3 separate regions of the Homo sapiens genome follow, and all the other regions are linked to region 1. Evidence: read pairs that join two places in POLR2A ChIA-PET (ENCODE). Cell type or tissue: B cell. All regions are shown on one strand. Links, peaks and the distances in the headings refer to the core of each region. The heading gives the core; the rest is flanking DNA.

The links. Peaks named below come from ENCODE experiments on the same cell type or tissue, not always from the same donor. Only the 100,000 strongest peaks of a DNase experiment are listed, where the experiment ranks them.
Region 2: POLR2A ChIA-PET joins it to region 1 with 5 read pairs; 2 of 35 experiments call an interaction of 5 or more read pairs at or near these places.
Region 3: POLR2A ChIA-PET joins it to region 1 with 6 read pairs; 3 of 35 experiments call an interaction of 5 or more read pairs at or near these places.

The regions. Positions count from the first base shown.
Region 1 is chr2:25,224,216-25,229,564 of GRCh38, reverse strand. It overlaps DNMT3A (DNA methyltransferase 3 alpha), which reads left to right. Exons shown (of 23, transcript NM_022552.5): 23 at 1-1,691. Among named protein-coding and RNA genes, the nearest start is that of LINC01381, 23 kb to the right of the region's middle. RefSeq lists enhancers at 1-62, 2,979-3,038, 3,049-3,128, 3,179-3,308. In B cell, for the core only: no CTCF peak of the experiment used is centred there; a DNase peak (open chromatin) is centred at 2,942.
Region 2 is chr2:25,798,727-25,804,075 of GRCh38, reverse strand. It overlaps ASXL2 (ASXL transcriptional regulator 2), which reads left to right. Exons shown (of 13, transcript NM_018263.6): 5 at 4,541-4,691. Among named protein-coding and RNA genes, the nearest start is that of ASXL2, 77 kb to the left of the region's middle. In B cell, for the core only: no CTCF peak of the experiment used is centred there; no DNase peak of the experiment used is centred there.
Region 3 is chr2:24,984,598-24,989,946 of GRCh38, reverse strand. All of the region lies in intron 1 of DNAJC27-AS1 (DNAJC27 antisense RNA 1), which reads right to left. Among named protein-coding and RNA genes, the nearest start is that of DNAJC27-AS1, 15 kb to the right of the region's middle. In B cell, for the core only: no CTCF peak of the experiment used is centred there; no DNase peak of the experiment used is centred there.

The DNA of each region.
Region 1 (5,349 bases), core at 821-4,820:
AGTTTCTAGCCAGGCCCCTGTTTTGGTCCCGGGAGGTGAGTAATCTGAGTTTGTCATTGCGTATTCTCCACGCTGCCTGCTCTCAGTGCTGGAGACTAGAGAGCGACCCTGGAGTTGTCCTCTGGGAGTCCTGCCTGTTTGCCAGGGAGCAGCTGAAACCTCCCCGCTCCCAATCCCGGGGGTGGAAAAGGTGTAGTGGAGGAATGGTCTGGAGCTGGGATGGCCCTTCTGGCCATGCCCTGCTGAGCCAGGATTAAGGAAAGTGTCAGCCGCCTCCTTACCAGGCCCTGTGCTGGGGTCAGGAGGACCGGGAGGAGAGGGAAGGGGTGAGAGGATGGACTCTGCTGTTGTAGTGTGAGCTCTGGAATCTTTACGTTTTGGTAAAGGCAGGCCAGGGTCTTTGAGGATCGAGTTGGGGAACCTTGCCTCTGTGTTTCCGAGACCCAGCTAAGGTGGGCCTTTGGTGGGTGACCTGTCTCTGACCCGAGGCAGCAGAGTTTTGGGGGAGGGAGAAACAAGCAAGGAGCAGGGAGGACAAGGACACAAGATCCCTTTGCTGGTGGTGACTTACTCACTTCCCCCACCAGAGGGCCTGGGACTCCCGAAACTCCCGTAACTGGAAAGCTCCCTGGCTCAGCTCCACTGGGGGGTGAGGAGGGCGGCTCCCTCAGCCCCAGCCTAGCGGCCTCCAACCCTGTGCCTGAGAACATGAGCAGCGGTCTAAAGCATCCCCTAGTCCCATTTCACTTCACAGACCGATTTGGTTGCACAGCCCTAGAATTCAACAGACAACAAAAATGCTGAAATTCCTTAGAATACGCAGAGGGAGGAGGTGACTCACCAAGGTGCTAAAACATTTTATTAAAAATATATATTGTTAAATTAAGTCTGCTGTCTGGACAATGACTGTTTGTTTTGTTTTCTTGTAGTGGAGTTTAAAAGAGACTATTATTTTACTCTGATATATTATTATTAAAAAGGCATTTTAACTTTGTACTTGAAAACTAAATGAGCGATTTCATGTGTTTTAGCTGAGGCATTGAAGTAGCGGGTGCTTACTTATTTGTGGGAAATCATGTATTCATACTGAAGAATAAACTCCGTAGCTGATTTGGTAATAACTTTTACTGTTACAGACGATTTCGCTTTGACCCCGGTGGCAGAGCACTTTTACTCCACATTCCACGCAGCTAAATGCAGGACTTCCCAGACTCTTCCCTCCCCAGCCCTCTTTCCTTTCTCTTAAGTTCCTCTTTTCTCCTTTATTATTATTATTTTTTTTTCCTGGTTCCAGCATCCTTTCACCACTGTATTTTTTTTTTTTTTTTTTTTTTTTTTTTTTTTTTTTTTTTTTTTTTTTTTTTAGGGTTGCTTCTCTATTTATTGACAATAATAATGTACATTTCACAGTCTGGTTCTAGGACATTCAGGGAAGGGCGAGTGGGGGCCCGAGGGGTCCCTGCCCCACCCGCCTGGTGTCCTGTTGTATCTCTGTGTAAGTGATGCTCGTGACATAGCTGTTTATGAAATAATTAAAGAGGTCAATGCGTACAACAGATGTAGAAAGTCTGTCAGTTCCGCCTTCATCACATTTTTTTTTGTGCCCAGAAGAATATAATAAAGCTCCTTTCTAATGTACTTGTGCTGGAGAACACTTGAATAAATGGACTGTTTTTGTGCAAAAAGAAAAATGGAAAAGCACCGTAATAATGTCGTTTTGTCTTGCGTCTCCTTTCCCTGCCATGACTGTTCACAGCCTCCTCCAGGGGGCTCAAGTACCTAAGCGGGGAGGTGCTAGCGTCGGGCCCAGATGATGTAGGGCCTCCCTAAAAAACGTCACCTGTGTGAGCATCAAATTAGTAAATGGGAGCTGTCCCCTGGGTGCAGGAAAGAGTTTGGTTGACTGGAAGCTGAAAAATAAGTTATGGTGAGACAGGGTTGCTGGGAAAGCAAATTCAGCTCTGGGCTGAGCAACAGAAGTTTTCATACCAGAGCAGGGAGAAGAGCGCGCCTTATGCCAATGCCTTGGTCAGACACGGCGCGAGGAGGATTTTTGAACCTAGGTACTCAAACTCTAAACAGGGTTTTGGCAACAAGCGAGCATCCAGAGTGGTAGATGGTCGGGAATGTCAAGGGGCCCCAGAACAAATCGGGGCATTTGTCCTAGAAAAAGCAGGAATTGGTAGGCCAATGTTTGTAAACACGGACAGGGCGAGCCCAAAGGGCCGGGGTCTTTCCAGGTGTTCCACAGGCAGGTGGAATGGTGTGGGGGAAGCCAGTGTCAGCTCAGCATAAGGGGAGGGAGGTCCCTTTCCCTGCTCCAGCCAACAATGCAAGGGCCACCTTGAGTGCAGTGACAGCCACTCAGGGATACCCCCAGTTTTCCCTTCAGACCCCAAGTCTGAGTTCCTCTCACTGTATGGCCCTCCCCAGAGCTGTCTTGCAAGTGGACAGTGCCTCATGGTCTGCAGAGCCCTTCACCCAGTGTTCCCTTTGTCTGCATGACTCAATAATCACTAGTTCTCTGTCCCCACCTATCTAAAGTGACCATCTGGCTGGGCGCAGTGGCTCATGCCTGTATTCCCAGCACTTTGGGAGGCTGAGGTGGATGGATCACCTGAGGTTGGGGGTTCAAGATCAGCCTGGCCAACATGCTGAAACCGCATCTCTACTAAAAATACAAAGATTAGCCGGGTGTGGTGGTGCACGCTTGTAATCCCAGCTACTTGGGAAGTTGAGGTAGGAGAATTGCTTGAACCTGGGAGGTGGAGGTTGCAGCGAGCTCTCATTGCGCCACTGCACTCCAGTGTGGGCTGGATACAGAGCGAGACTGTATCAAATAAATAAATAAATAAATGTGACCATCTGAATAAATGCAAGAACTGGGATGATTCATACCACATCTCAACTCTAAGACCTCAAGCATCTGTGTTTCAGTTTCATCTTCTAAGTGCCTAGCAGGTCTAGCCAGTGCTTGCTTCTCTTAAAGAAGGGTTACTTGGCTGGGCATGGTGGCTCACGCCTGTAATGCCAGCACACTGGGAGGCCGAGGGAGGTGGATCACTTGAGGTCAGGAGTTCGAGACCAGCCTGGCCAACATGGTGAAACCCTCTCTCTACTAAAAATACAAAAATTGTCCAGGCATGGTGGTGGGCACCTGTAATCCCAGCTACTCTGGAGGCTGAGGCAGGAGAATTGCTTGAAACCGGGAGGTGGAGATTGCAGTGAGCTAAGATTGTGCCACTGCACTGCAGCCTGGGTGACAGAGTGAGACTCTGTCTCAAAATAAAAAATAAAAAAAAGAGGAAGGGTTACTCAAGGTTTCTCTCTTACATTAGGTTTCAGGGAGGTTTAGGACTGTACCACTTCACTGGAAGTATTGAAAGAAATTATAAGGGGAACGTTTGAGGAAAAGGGGACAACCCTACTAAACTAACAGGTTTTTTCCTCATGGGCACGTCTTTCTTTTTTCACAAAGTTGTAACTATACATTTAACTTGTACTTTTTCTTAGTATTTTTCAGTGTTGATGTAGAATTATTTTTATTTCAATAGTTTTTGGGGTACAGGTGGTTTGGTTACATGGATGAGTTCTTTAGTAGTGGAATTTTTTTTTTTTTTTCCGTGAGACAGAGTCTCGCTCTGTCGCCCAGGCTGGAGTGCAGTGGCACAATCTCAGCTCACTGCAAGCTCCACCTCCTGGGTTTACGCCATTCTGCCTCAGCCTCCCGAGTAGCTGGGACTACAGGCGCCCGCCACCATGCCCGGCTAATTTTTTTTTGTATTTTTAGTAGAGACGGGGTTTCACCGTGTTAGCCAGGATGGTCTCGATCTCCTGACCTCATGATCCACCTGCCTCGGCCTCCCAAAGTGCTAGGATTACAGGCGTGAGCCACTGTGCCTGGCTGGAATTTTTTTTTTAAATGGCTTCGTGGCACTTTCTTGTTGGATATTTGTTTCTATTTTTTTATTTTAGCTACAAATAGAGCTTCTGTAAACATCTTTATGTTTTGGCTTTTTTCTGTCCATATTTTGTATTTTTTCCTTAAAATGGATTCCCAGAAATAAAACTTATTGGAGCAAAGTAGCTGCACATTTTGGTTGGCTCCTCACACATTTGCCTGGTTCTTCAGCTCTCAGGCTGTCAGTTCAGAAAGAAGCAAACCTGGTTCTTAGTTGGACCAATTCAGAAATGTGTTCATCTCAGTGGGGAAGTCAAGACCCAAGATTTTTTTTTCTTTTTGAGAGTCTAGAAATTAGCAAGAAGCAAGAGGTATAAGCAATTTCATCTGGCCACTGAATTTTGAAAATTAGCTTATCTGGAGGAATCCTGGTAGGAGATGGAACTCGGACTGAATCTTCAAGACTTAGCTCCAAAGAGAGATGGGAGGGCTGGGAGAGGTGGGCATTGGTGCCCTTTAGCTCTGGAAGCCATGCCTGATTGTCCCAGTGTCATCAGAGCTGGGAGTGGGAGGTCTGGCAAGAACTTACGGGACAGAGGGAGCTACTGGAGCCATTTGGTTAATAAATACCATTCTGTGACAGGCCGAGTGCAGTGGCTCACACCTGTAATGCCAGCACTTTGGGAGGCCGAGGCAAGCAGATTGCCTGAGCTCAGGAGTTTGAGACCAGCCTGGGCAACATGGCAAAACCCCGTCTCTACTAAAATTACAAAAAATTAGCTGGGCGTGGTGGTGTGTGCCTGTAATCCCAGCTATTTGGGAGGCTCAGGCAGAGAATCACTTGAACCTGGGAGGGGGAGTTTGCAGTGAACCAAGATGGCGCCACTGCACTCCAGCCTGGACCACAGAGAAAAACTCTGTCTCAAAAAAAAAAATAATAATAATAATAATAATAATAATAATAATAATAATAATAATAATGATCCTGTGACAGTCCTGAGTTTAAGCAAGGCGTCATTTGGTGGCAGAGGGGTAAGGAGAGACAGGAGAAGGGTCAGGGCTGGGCTGAGTCAAGGTAGTTGTGAAGTGACAGGTCCGCAGTCCCTGAGACCGCCTCAGTGGGCAGCTCCAGCCCTGTGTCTGCCTGGGTGTGGTGGAGATGCTGCGCACCGGGCCCAGGCTTGCCGGGTCAGCACAGTGGGTCTCGAGTGGAATGGAGGAGAGAGGGAGACAAGAGGCTGCCTGGGAGCTGGCTGGTGAAGAGGCCAAGTGTGCATATAGTAGTGTGCATATAGTAGGGTCAGCTGCCAGCATGGGGAGTGGATGTAATTCCGAGGGGTGTGGGTGTGGGCACATGGCTGCTATGAGGCCAACAACAAGTTTAGTTGCAGGTGGGGGCACAAAGTCACATCCAAGGGGGACGGGACCCCTGGGACTGTCTTCTAGAG
Region 2 (5,349 bases), core at 717-4,716, 570 kb before region 1:
CTTTTTGGTTTTAGCTGTTCTAGACCTTCCATACTGTTTAAAAAATTTATTAAATGCCTATTCTATTGTAGAGATTGGGGGGAAAAAAAAACCAAAGTGTTTTCCCTATTCTCATACACCGTTAAGTACAATACTTCTAACACCAGATGTGTGGAGGTTTCTCCTCACATACCAAGCAATTCTCCAGCAGACATCAGCTGGATGTCCTTTAACAATTAGAGTTCCAGTCTGTGGCCCGTTAGGAACCCGGCTGCACAGCTGGAGGTGATTGGTGGGCAAGCAAGCATGACTGCCTGAGTTCTGCCTCCTGTCGGATCAGTGGCAGCATGAGATTCTTGTAGGAGTGCGTACTCTATTGTGAACTGCACATTTGAGGGATCTAGGTCATGCACTCTGTATGAGAATCTAATGCCTGATGATCTGAGGTGGAACAGTTTCATCTGAAACCATCCCACTCCCTGACCCTTCAGTGAAAAAAATTGTCTTCCACAGCACCAGTCCCTGATGCAGAAAGGTTGGGGACCACTGCTGTAATTCAACTCCATTCTGATGCTATCTATCTATCTGGAGACAGTGTCAGATTCCACAGGTTGAGGGCTCAGTACCCTCCCATCCCCTTCAGATGCCAACTGTCGCAAGTCCCAGGTTGTGACCTGTACTTCTGACTGTCTGGTTATAATTGGGGTTCCCTCCTTGGGTTTGATTAATTTGCTAGAATGACTCACTGAACTCAGGAAAATGCTTTACTTACATTTACCCATTTATTATAAAGGATATTACAAAAGATACAGATGAATGGCCAGATGGATAAGATGCTTAGTGTGAGGTTTGTAGGAAGGTACACAGAGCTTGTGTGCCCTCTCCAGGCTTGCCACCCTCCAGGAACCTCCATGTGATCAGCTAAATCATTCATTCATTCATTCATTCATTCATTCATTCATTTTGAGATGGAGTCTCGCTCTGTCGCCCAGGCTGGATTGCAGCAGTGCAATTTCAGCTCACTGCAACCTCCGCCTCCCGGGTTCAAGCAGTTCTCCTGCCTCAGCCTCCAGAGTAGCTGGGATTATAGGTGCTTGCCACCTCGCCTAACTAATTTTTTGTATTTTTAGTAGAGACAGGGTTTTACCATGTTGGCCAGGCTGGTCTCGAACCCCTGACCTCAGGTGATCTGCCTGCCTTGGCCTACCAAAGTGCTGGGATTGCAGGCATGAGCCACCGCACCCAGCCGTGATCAGCTAAATCTCAAAGCTCTCAGAACCCAATCCATTGGGTTTTTATGAAAGCTTCAGCACATATGACTGATTAAATTATTGGCCGTTGGTGATCAGCTCCACCTTCAGTCTCCTCCCTCCCTGAGATTGGGGAGTGAGTGAAAGTTCCAACCCTCTAGTCACATAGTTGGTTCCCCTGGAAACTAACCCCCATCCTGAGACTATGCAGTAGCTCACCAAGAGGAAGAAAAGATGCTCCTATCACCCAGGAAATTCCAAGGGACATAGGAGCTGTGTCAGATGCTCCTTTTACTCAGGAAATTGCAGAGGTCTTAGGAGCTCTGTGTTGGAAGCTGGGATCAAGGACCAAATAATAGCAAAAGATTCTACTAGTAACACTATTGCTTAGGAAATTATAACAGCTAAAAAGAGCTCTAGGCCAGGAACTGTAGTCAGGAACCAAATATATATTTCATACTATATCACAATATTACCTCTGTGCTGGACACTATAGAGACTGTAAAGAGGGTTAAGCTGTGGCCCCTGAGCTCTTGAAGCTCACATTATAGTTCCTAAAATAATTGCCTGCTCTCAAAATGTTCTTTGCTTTTAAAAAATGTGATAATATAGAGAAATAAGAATTAATTTTGAATAAAGGAATGTAGCCGTTTTTTGTTGTTGTTAACTTGTAAGATTTGAGCTGGACTTTGTCAGATAAGTAGTAAGAAGAAGGGCCTTCCAGGACATAGGAATAGCTTAAGCAAGGGCACAGTTGGAAAGATTCAGAGTGGACTTGAAAGTAGAGTAAATTGGAGTGATTAGACCATAATCTTTGCGTGGACTTAAGTGGTAAAGATTCCAGTGTGGTAAACGTTAGGTAGAGATCAAACATTGGAGGCCTTTGAAAACCTGACTGAGCAGTTTGTGTATGGGTTGTTGGGTGGTAGATGTCACAGGTTTTTCAGGAGAAAAGCATAATCAAATCCAAGTTTAAGAGAATAACTCAAGTAGGATAGATTTAAGAGTGAAGCAGGAAAATTTGTCAGAAAGGTGGTTATGGTTGTTTGGAAGAAATACTCAGGGCCTGAATTAAGAGACTAGTAAAAGAGATGGAGACAAAGGACATTAGAGGAATAAATAGAATATGTAGCATTTGGAGTGGGTAAAAGGGGCTGAAATGATTCTAGAATTTGGGGCATAGGCAGTTGATCCTGTACGGATCACATATTTTAAGAAAAGAAGATAATTATATTTATATTTCAGATACTTGTTGAACCTATATGACAAGATGTCTGGCTGACAACTAACTCTATAAAAGCTGTCCTGCATTTTGAAGGAAATAATAGAAAAATATAGGGTGTGTATTTTAAGAAAGTGTATAACATAAGAGACGGCTCAGAGAGAAATGGCACTAGGACATAAATTTAAATGAAAAATACCTAACTTAACTAGATCAGAGTTTATAGTCTTGGCTATAATGTCATACGGATGTCAGTTTTATGTAGGAGGGTCACATTTTTGTGTCTGTCAGAATTATTTTTTATCTGATTGTTAAAACGATGTGGGAAAATAAAATATTGGAGGTAAAAAGAACCACTGATAGTTTTATAGCTTAGAAATAACATTCACAGGCTAGGCGCAGTGGCACACGCCTGTAATCCCAGCACTTTGGGAGGCTAAGGCAAGAGGATTGCTTAAGCTCAGGAGTTCAAATCCAGGACCAGCCTGGGCAACATAGTAGGACCCCAGCTTTATAAAAAAATTTAAAAAATTAGCCGGGTATGGTGGCACACACCTGTAGTCCCAGCTGCTCCAGAGGCTGAGGTGGGAAGATTGCTTGCGCCTGGGAGGTCGAGGCTACAGTGAGCTGTGATTGCACTACTGCACTCCAGCCTGGGTGACAGAGTGAGACCCTGTCTCCCAAAATAACAAAAAACCACAAACACTCACTAGTGTGTTTAGCCATACATGTGTATTTTTATATATTATGTAAACACATAGTAGCTGATATTTTTTGACCTCTTATGTTGGGCGTGATTCTAAGCATTTTACATTTATTAGCTCATTTAACTTGAGCTAATTGAAGAATGATCTTTTAAGGTAGGTACTATTATCCCCACCTTATAGATGGGGAAACTGAAGCATGAAAGGTTAAGATTTTAACTGCACAATTAGGAGAGGGTAAAGCCAGGAAGTCTTGTTTTCTAGTCTTTGGTCTTGGAACTATCCTGTTATTATATCTCTCACATGCTAAGCTGACGTAGTTATCCTTTCTGATTAGCATTCTCTCTCAGTGCAGAAACCAAAGAGTTTCATATGATTTGTTAAATGATTTCTTTCTTTTTCTTTTTTTCTGTCAGGAAGAACCTTCATTTAAAAAAAGATTTCTTTTTTATTTAATTCTTGCTACTTACTAACCAATATTCAGGAACCAATTAGATTCAAATAATGCACTATCTCTTACTGTCTAGACTCTTACTCTGTAATTGAATTCAGAGTACATAGTGGTACTTACATACACACATGGACATACATATATTTAATGAAATTATTTTATTTAGTTTTTTGAGACAGGATCTCACTCTGTCACCCATGTTGGAGTGCAGTAGTACGATCACAGCTCACTGCAGCCTCAAACTTCCTGGGTTCAGGTGATCCTCCCAACTCAGCCTCCTAAGTAGCTGGGACCACAGGTGCACACCACTATACCTGGCTAATTTTTGTATTTTTTTTTGTAGAGGTGGGGTTTCACCATGTTGCCCAGGTTGGTCTTGAACTCCTGGGCTTAGTCCTCCCACCTTGGCCTCCCAAGTAGCTGTGACTACAGGAGTGTTCGTTCCACCATGCCCAGCTAATTTTTTTTTTTTTTTTGCATTTTTTTTTTGTAGAGACGGGTTTCACCATGTTGCCCAGGCTGGTCTTGAACTCCTGGTCTCAAACATTCTAACTGCCTTAGCCACCCAAAGTGTTAGCATTACAGGTGTGAACCACCACGCCCAGCCAATAAAATTATTATGTAGTTTTTAAAATGTAAGAGTATTTAATCATTTACCTGGACTCATATCTACCCAATTTTTGTCTAATTTAAGCCTGTGTTGTGCCTGCATATGAATGTTGTATATAATTTTTATCTTCGGATATAGTTGGAAACATTAGCTTATTTGCCTCAAAGAGATGACAGGAATTCAGAAAATATTGCTGGTTCTGCTACTGAATCCTATAGTAACAAAAATTAGTGCAATTAAGTTGCAACATTGCATATCAGAAGTTTTAATTTCTGTTTGCTTAAATGGTAATGATTAATCCTAATTGGATGCCTACATTTTCAGAAAGATGTGCCGGATGGGGTGAAAGAGCTGTCAGAAGGTTCAGAAGAAAGCAGTGATGGTCAGTCAGATTCCCAGAGTTCTGAGAACAGCAGCAGCAGCAGTGATGGTGGCAGCAACAAGGAGGGAAAAAAGAGCAGGTGGAAAAGGAAAGGTAAATCCACCTGATCCTTCAATAAAGTACTAAATGCTGTAGGACAAATGCCCTTGTTAGTAGTTCCTCTTTTCCCAGACTCCAGGTCAGTCAGTCACTTTCCCTTACCCTCTATAACAGTCCTGTCAAGGAGAGTTTTCTGCAATGATGGAGATGTTTATATCTTTACTGTCCAGCACAACACAGTAGCCAGTAGCTACATGGGCCTATTGAATACTTGAAATATGGTTATTATGACCAAGGAATTTAAAAAATAAAAATGCTTTCTTTTTTAGAGCTGTTTCAGGTTCACAATAAAATTGAGAGGAAGGTACAGAGATTTCCCATGTACCCCTCCCCCGCCACATGCACAGCCTTCCCCACTAGCCACATTCTCCACCAGAGTGCTATATTTGTTACAGCTGATGAACCTACATTGGCACATCATCACCCAGAGTCCATGGTTTACGTTAGAATTTACTGTTGGGAGAGTACATCCTATGGCTTTGAACAAATGTATAACGATGTGTATTCACCATTATAGTATCAAACAGAATAGTTTCATTGCCCTCAAATCTTCTGTGCTCCAGCTCTTCATCCCTTCCTGCCTCCTAACCCCTGACAACCACTGACTTTTTTTTGAGACGGAGTTCCACTCTTGTGGCCCTGGCTGGAGTGC
Region 3 (5,349 bases), core at 717-4,716, 240 kb after region 1:
TTGCTTCAGGATGATGGTGAACATGGTAAGACCACCAAATTCCATTAGCATGAGCCCACTGCTGCACTTCTTTAGTCACAAAGTGCCTTGATCAGAGGCAGTGCTGTGTGGAATACCAAGACAGTGGATAAGGCATTCCATGAGTCCATAGATGTTTCTATGGACTGCAATTCCATATGCAGTCTACTATGCAATTCTTCTAGGCAGAAGCATTGCAGGCAGGATAGGCAAAACCATATTCAGAGTAAGTGGCTATTCCAGTGAGGACAATCATATTTCCATGATGGAAAGGTCCAATATAATAAACCTGCCACCAAGTAGGTGGCTGATCACCCCAAGGAATGATGCTATATCAAGGGCCCAGCATTGGTCTTTGCTGCTGGCAAATTGGGCACTCAGCAGTGACCATAGAAAGGGCAGCCTTGGTGAGTGGAAGTCCATGTTGCTGAACGCATGCAAAACCTCCGTCTCTGCCACCATAGCCACTTTGTTCATGAGCCCATTGGGTGATGACAGGGGAGGGTGGGGAAAGAGACTGAGTGGTATCCACAGAACAAGTCATCCTATCCACTTGATTATTAAAATCCTCCTCACACTCTGATGAGCACTCACATGGGATACAAATATCTTCACAGTTTTTGACCACTCAAGAGAGGTCCACCTACATACCTCTTCCCCAAATTTCTTTGTCACCAATTTTCCAATCATGCTTCTTCCAAGTCCCTGACCATCCAGCCAAACCATTGGCTACAGCTCATGATCATTTCTCCTTCCAAGCAAAGTGCACAACCAGGTGCTCTGCTTGAAGTTCTGCCCACTTGGAAGATTTCCCTTTGCCACTGTCCTTCAGGGATGTCCTAGAAAGAGGCTGTAGTGCTGCAGCTGTCCACTTTCGGGTAGTTCCTGCATATCATGAAGAATCATCTAGAAACCAGGCCCTAGTCTTCTCTTCCTCTGATCATAGGTAACTCTCTATGAGGCCATCAGTGAAGGCTTGGGGAGAGAAGGCAGGGTGGCAGGAGTGGAGACCATGGGCATTTGAACCACTTCCTCATGTAACTTACTTGCACCTTCAGGACCTGCTTGAGCCTGATCCCATATATACCACTTCCATTTGATGATGGAATGCTGCTGTGCATAACCCACTTTATGGCTAGATGGGTCAGAAAGCACCCAGTTTATGATAGGCAGTTCAGGTTGCATGGTGACTTGACGATCCATAGTCAAATGTTCAGTTTCCACCAAAGACCAGTAACAGGCCAAGAGCCGTCTCTCAAAAGGAGAGTATTTATCTGCAGAAGATGGCAGAGCCTTGCTCCAAAATCCTAGAGGCCTCCACTGTAATTCACCGATGCAGGCCTGCCAAAGACTCCAAACAGCATCCTTATCTGCCACTGACACCTCAAGCACCATTGGATCCACTGGGTCATATGGCCCAAGTGGCAGAGCAGCTTGCATAGCAGCCTGGACCTACTGCAGAGCCTTCTCCTTTCTGGACCCCACTCAAAACTGGCAGCCTTTCAGGTCACTCAATAAATGGGCAGGAGTAACACCCCTAAATGAGGAATGTGTTGCCTCCAAAATCCAAATAGGCCCACTAGGCACTGTGCCTCTTTCTTGGTTGTAGGAGGGGCCAAATGCAGCAACTTATCCCTCACCTTAGAAGGAATATCTAATACTCCACAGGCCCCACAGCACTGGACTCCTAGAAATTTTACTGAGGTGGAAGGTCCCTGATTTTTAGTCAGGGATTTTAGATTTTAGATTTATTTCCCATCCCCTGGCACACAAATGTCTCACCAGTAAGTCCAGCGTGCTTGCTACTTCTTGCTCACTGGATCCAATCAGCACAATGTCATCAATGTAATGGACCAGTGTGATATCTTGTGGAAGGGGAAAATGATTAAGATATTGTGAAAACTCACTCACTATCACGAGAACAACATGGGGAAAACCGCCCCCATGATTCAATTACCTCCTACCAAATCCCTCCCACAACACATGAGGATTATGGGGTTTACAATTCAAGATAAGATTTGGATGGGGACACAGCCAAACCATATCAACATCCAAAACTACAGCGTGTTCAAAACAGATCTTGTCACTGTTTAAATAGCTCTCCTTTGGGGTCTCATTTCTGTCAGAGTAACTGTCATCATCTCAGCCACTCGGGCTCCAGAACGTGGGGTCAGCCTTCACTCCACTTTCTCGGTTTGCCCCACACCTAGCAGTCACCAAGAAGCTGTTCCTATTGTAGTTTTTTCATCTCTTCCTTGCTGTCCATTCCCATTGCCATTGTCATGTAGGTATTTATTGCCAGATGCCTAGGAACTACTGGGCTTCTGATGGCTAACCATAACCTACATAACCTTCTTTTCTTTTCTCTCTCTTTTTTTTTTTTTAAGACCAGGTCTCACTCTGGCAGCCAGGGTGGAGTGCAGTAGTGTTGATCTCAGCTCACTGCAGCCTCAACCTCCCTGGCTGAAGCGATCCTCCCACCTCAGCCTCCTCAGTGGCTGAGACTACATGTGTGTTCCACCATCCCTGGCTTTTTCTTTTCTTTTTTTTTTTTTTTTTGAGACAGAGTCTCGCTCTGTTGCTCAGGCTGGAGTGCAGTGGTGCGATCTCAGCTCTCTGCAACATCCACCTCCCAGGTTCAAGCGATTCTCATGCCTCAGCTTCCTGAGTGCCTGGGATTACAGGCATGCACAAGTGGATAGGGTGACTTGTTCTGTGCACCACCATGCCTGGCTACTTTTTTTTTTTTTTTTTTTTTTTTTTTGGTACAGACAGGGTTTTGCCATTTGGGCCAAGCCAGTCTCAAACTCCTGACTTCAAGTGATCCACCCACCTCAGTATTCCAAAGTGCTGGGATTACAGGTGTGAGCCATCATGCCTGGGCTAATTTTTTTATTTTTTGTAGAGATGGGGTCTCCCTGTGTTGCCCAAGCTGGTCTTGAATTCCTGGGCTCAAGTGATCCTCCTGCCTCAGACTCCCAAAGTTCCAGGACTACAGGTGTGTGCCACCACACCTGGCCTTTTTTTAATTTTTATTTTTTTAAGAGACAGGGTCTCTCTATATTGCCCAAGCTGGTCCTGAACTCCTAGTCTCAAGCGATCCTGCCTTGGCCTTCTAAAAATGCTGGGATTACAGATGTGAGCCACCTCACCTAGCCTACTTCTGTCTATTCTTGATACCACTCCCAAATTAGTATTTTTAAATGATGTTTTGTGCATGTTAATCAACTCTCCAAAATGTCTGTCAGTTGCCAAAGAACCGACAGTCACATGTGCTGGCCAGAACGAGTTGCACTCCTTAGCCTGACAATGCACTGCTGTATCAGAAGACCTGGCTTTCAGCCATCTGTTTCTTCAACAAATGCTAGCTAAGTTTCCATTCTGTACCAAGCTTTGTCCTAAGTGTTGGGAATATAAGTGAACCAGAGAGACAGTTATTGCCCTCAGTGAACTTGTTGCCTGGTGGGGAAGACAGCCAATTAGATTAACAATTACAGTTCAGGGTGACAAGTGTTGTCATTGAGTCACTTCATGGGGGTTTGTAGAAGCCCGAGGCAGAGCCAAACTTGGGGTGCGTGAATACAAAACAAGTGTCAGAGAAGGCTTTCCCGGGTAAACAACTTTCAACCTCATTTCCCACTATTTCCCTTTTGCAACTTTCTGTTCCATTATTCATCATTCTTTCCATATCTTATCCTTCCCTCAAGGTCCATGTTAAGTTTCTTCCCGGATCTCATACTCATGGTGATCGTCTTCTTCTCAGCTCTGATGGTATTACTAATTGGTGTAGGGGCTATGCTAACTTGAATTTATGTATGTGTTTATACGCATGTACATACACACCCATTAATTAGAATCATACAAAAATTATAGAATACTTAACCATTTTTAGCCCACAAAATGGCAATTCCATATGGTTCAACCATATGACTTGGAAACTTTCCCTAGAGCTATCCCTATATAAATCCACATACAAACTTACAGTTTAGCTTGAAGACATAAACTTATAAGCAGCCCTACAAATGCTCTGTCATATTTCCTACAGTCAAAAAAGTGTAAATTCTCATTTACATATTTTACATCTGATCACATGTACACATATAAACCCACAAAACGACAAATTCATTCACAAACGTCCTCATATAGCATACATTCAATATGCACACACGAAGCCGACAGATGCAGGAAATGCTAATGCACACACTCTCGCACACAAAGTCATTATAACCAACACATGAGTATACCCAGAAGCCCCACACATATGCTTGCATACACACATTCGTACCCAGATATATCCAGAATAATTCCCAAACTTAACAAAGCCAGGCACGTGGGCACCCTCGGGAGAATTTCACCCACTCACTTCTACCCTGTGTTTTTGCAGACCTAAAAAATCAGATAACAAGGTGATACAACTCTGTTTAAAATAGGGATTCATAAGCTCTGAGCAAGGATCTGGAGAACTCTACTGTGAGTAAAGAGCTTATGCTCTTATGCACAGAGTCTGTAACGTTCACCATGGCTACTCAAAGGCCTTTTTTGGGCTTATGCCCTTAGTAAGGTTAATGAGGCATTAGTGTCCCCTGATCCAGGTAAGGCCTTTTTTTTGTTTTGTTTTGAGTCCCTGCCAGGCCAACTTTCCTGCTGGGTTGGGGAAGATGAAAGCCAGTGACGGAGAAGGTGGGCTGGAAGCAGTTATGGGTGTAAATTATGACAAGCAACAGCCAGAGTTGTCCTAGGTGGACAGTCGTGGTGGCAGGGAACTGGCTATAGCTGACAGATCTGAGAGTACAGGGAGGGAAGACTCGTGGTGAGCAGGGGAGGGGGGTCTGTTCCTCTGTCGCATGCGCAAAGCTTCTTGGCTACAGTTTCCCTCTGGCTTGTTTCCCCACCACGCTGTCTCTGTCTGGTTTCCATGGACACCAAGAGCTATCACAGGCACAGCACGAGAAACCCTGAGCAGAGAGAAACATCAGGCTGGGGCTGCGTTTTTAGCTCTTAGGCCCTGTGAAAATTAGGAAGGAACTGTTTCTGTAAACTTTTTTGAAGTGTGACATACTATAGAGGAGCATTATACAGATCATTAGTGTGCAGCCCTCTGAATTCTCATGAAGTGAATACACCTATGTAACCCCCACTCAGATCAAGATCTAGAACATGACCTGCACCCAGACACCCTCCTTATAGCCCTCTTCCATCACTATCCCTGAATATAACCAGAATCCTGACTCCTCGTTCATTGATTAGTTTGATCTGGTTTGAACTTTATATGATTGGAATCATACAGTAATATTCTTTTGTGCCTAGCTTCTTTAACTCATTATTACATCT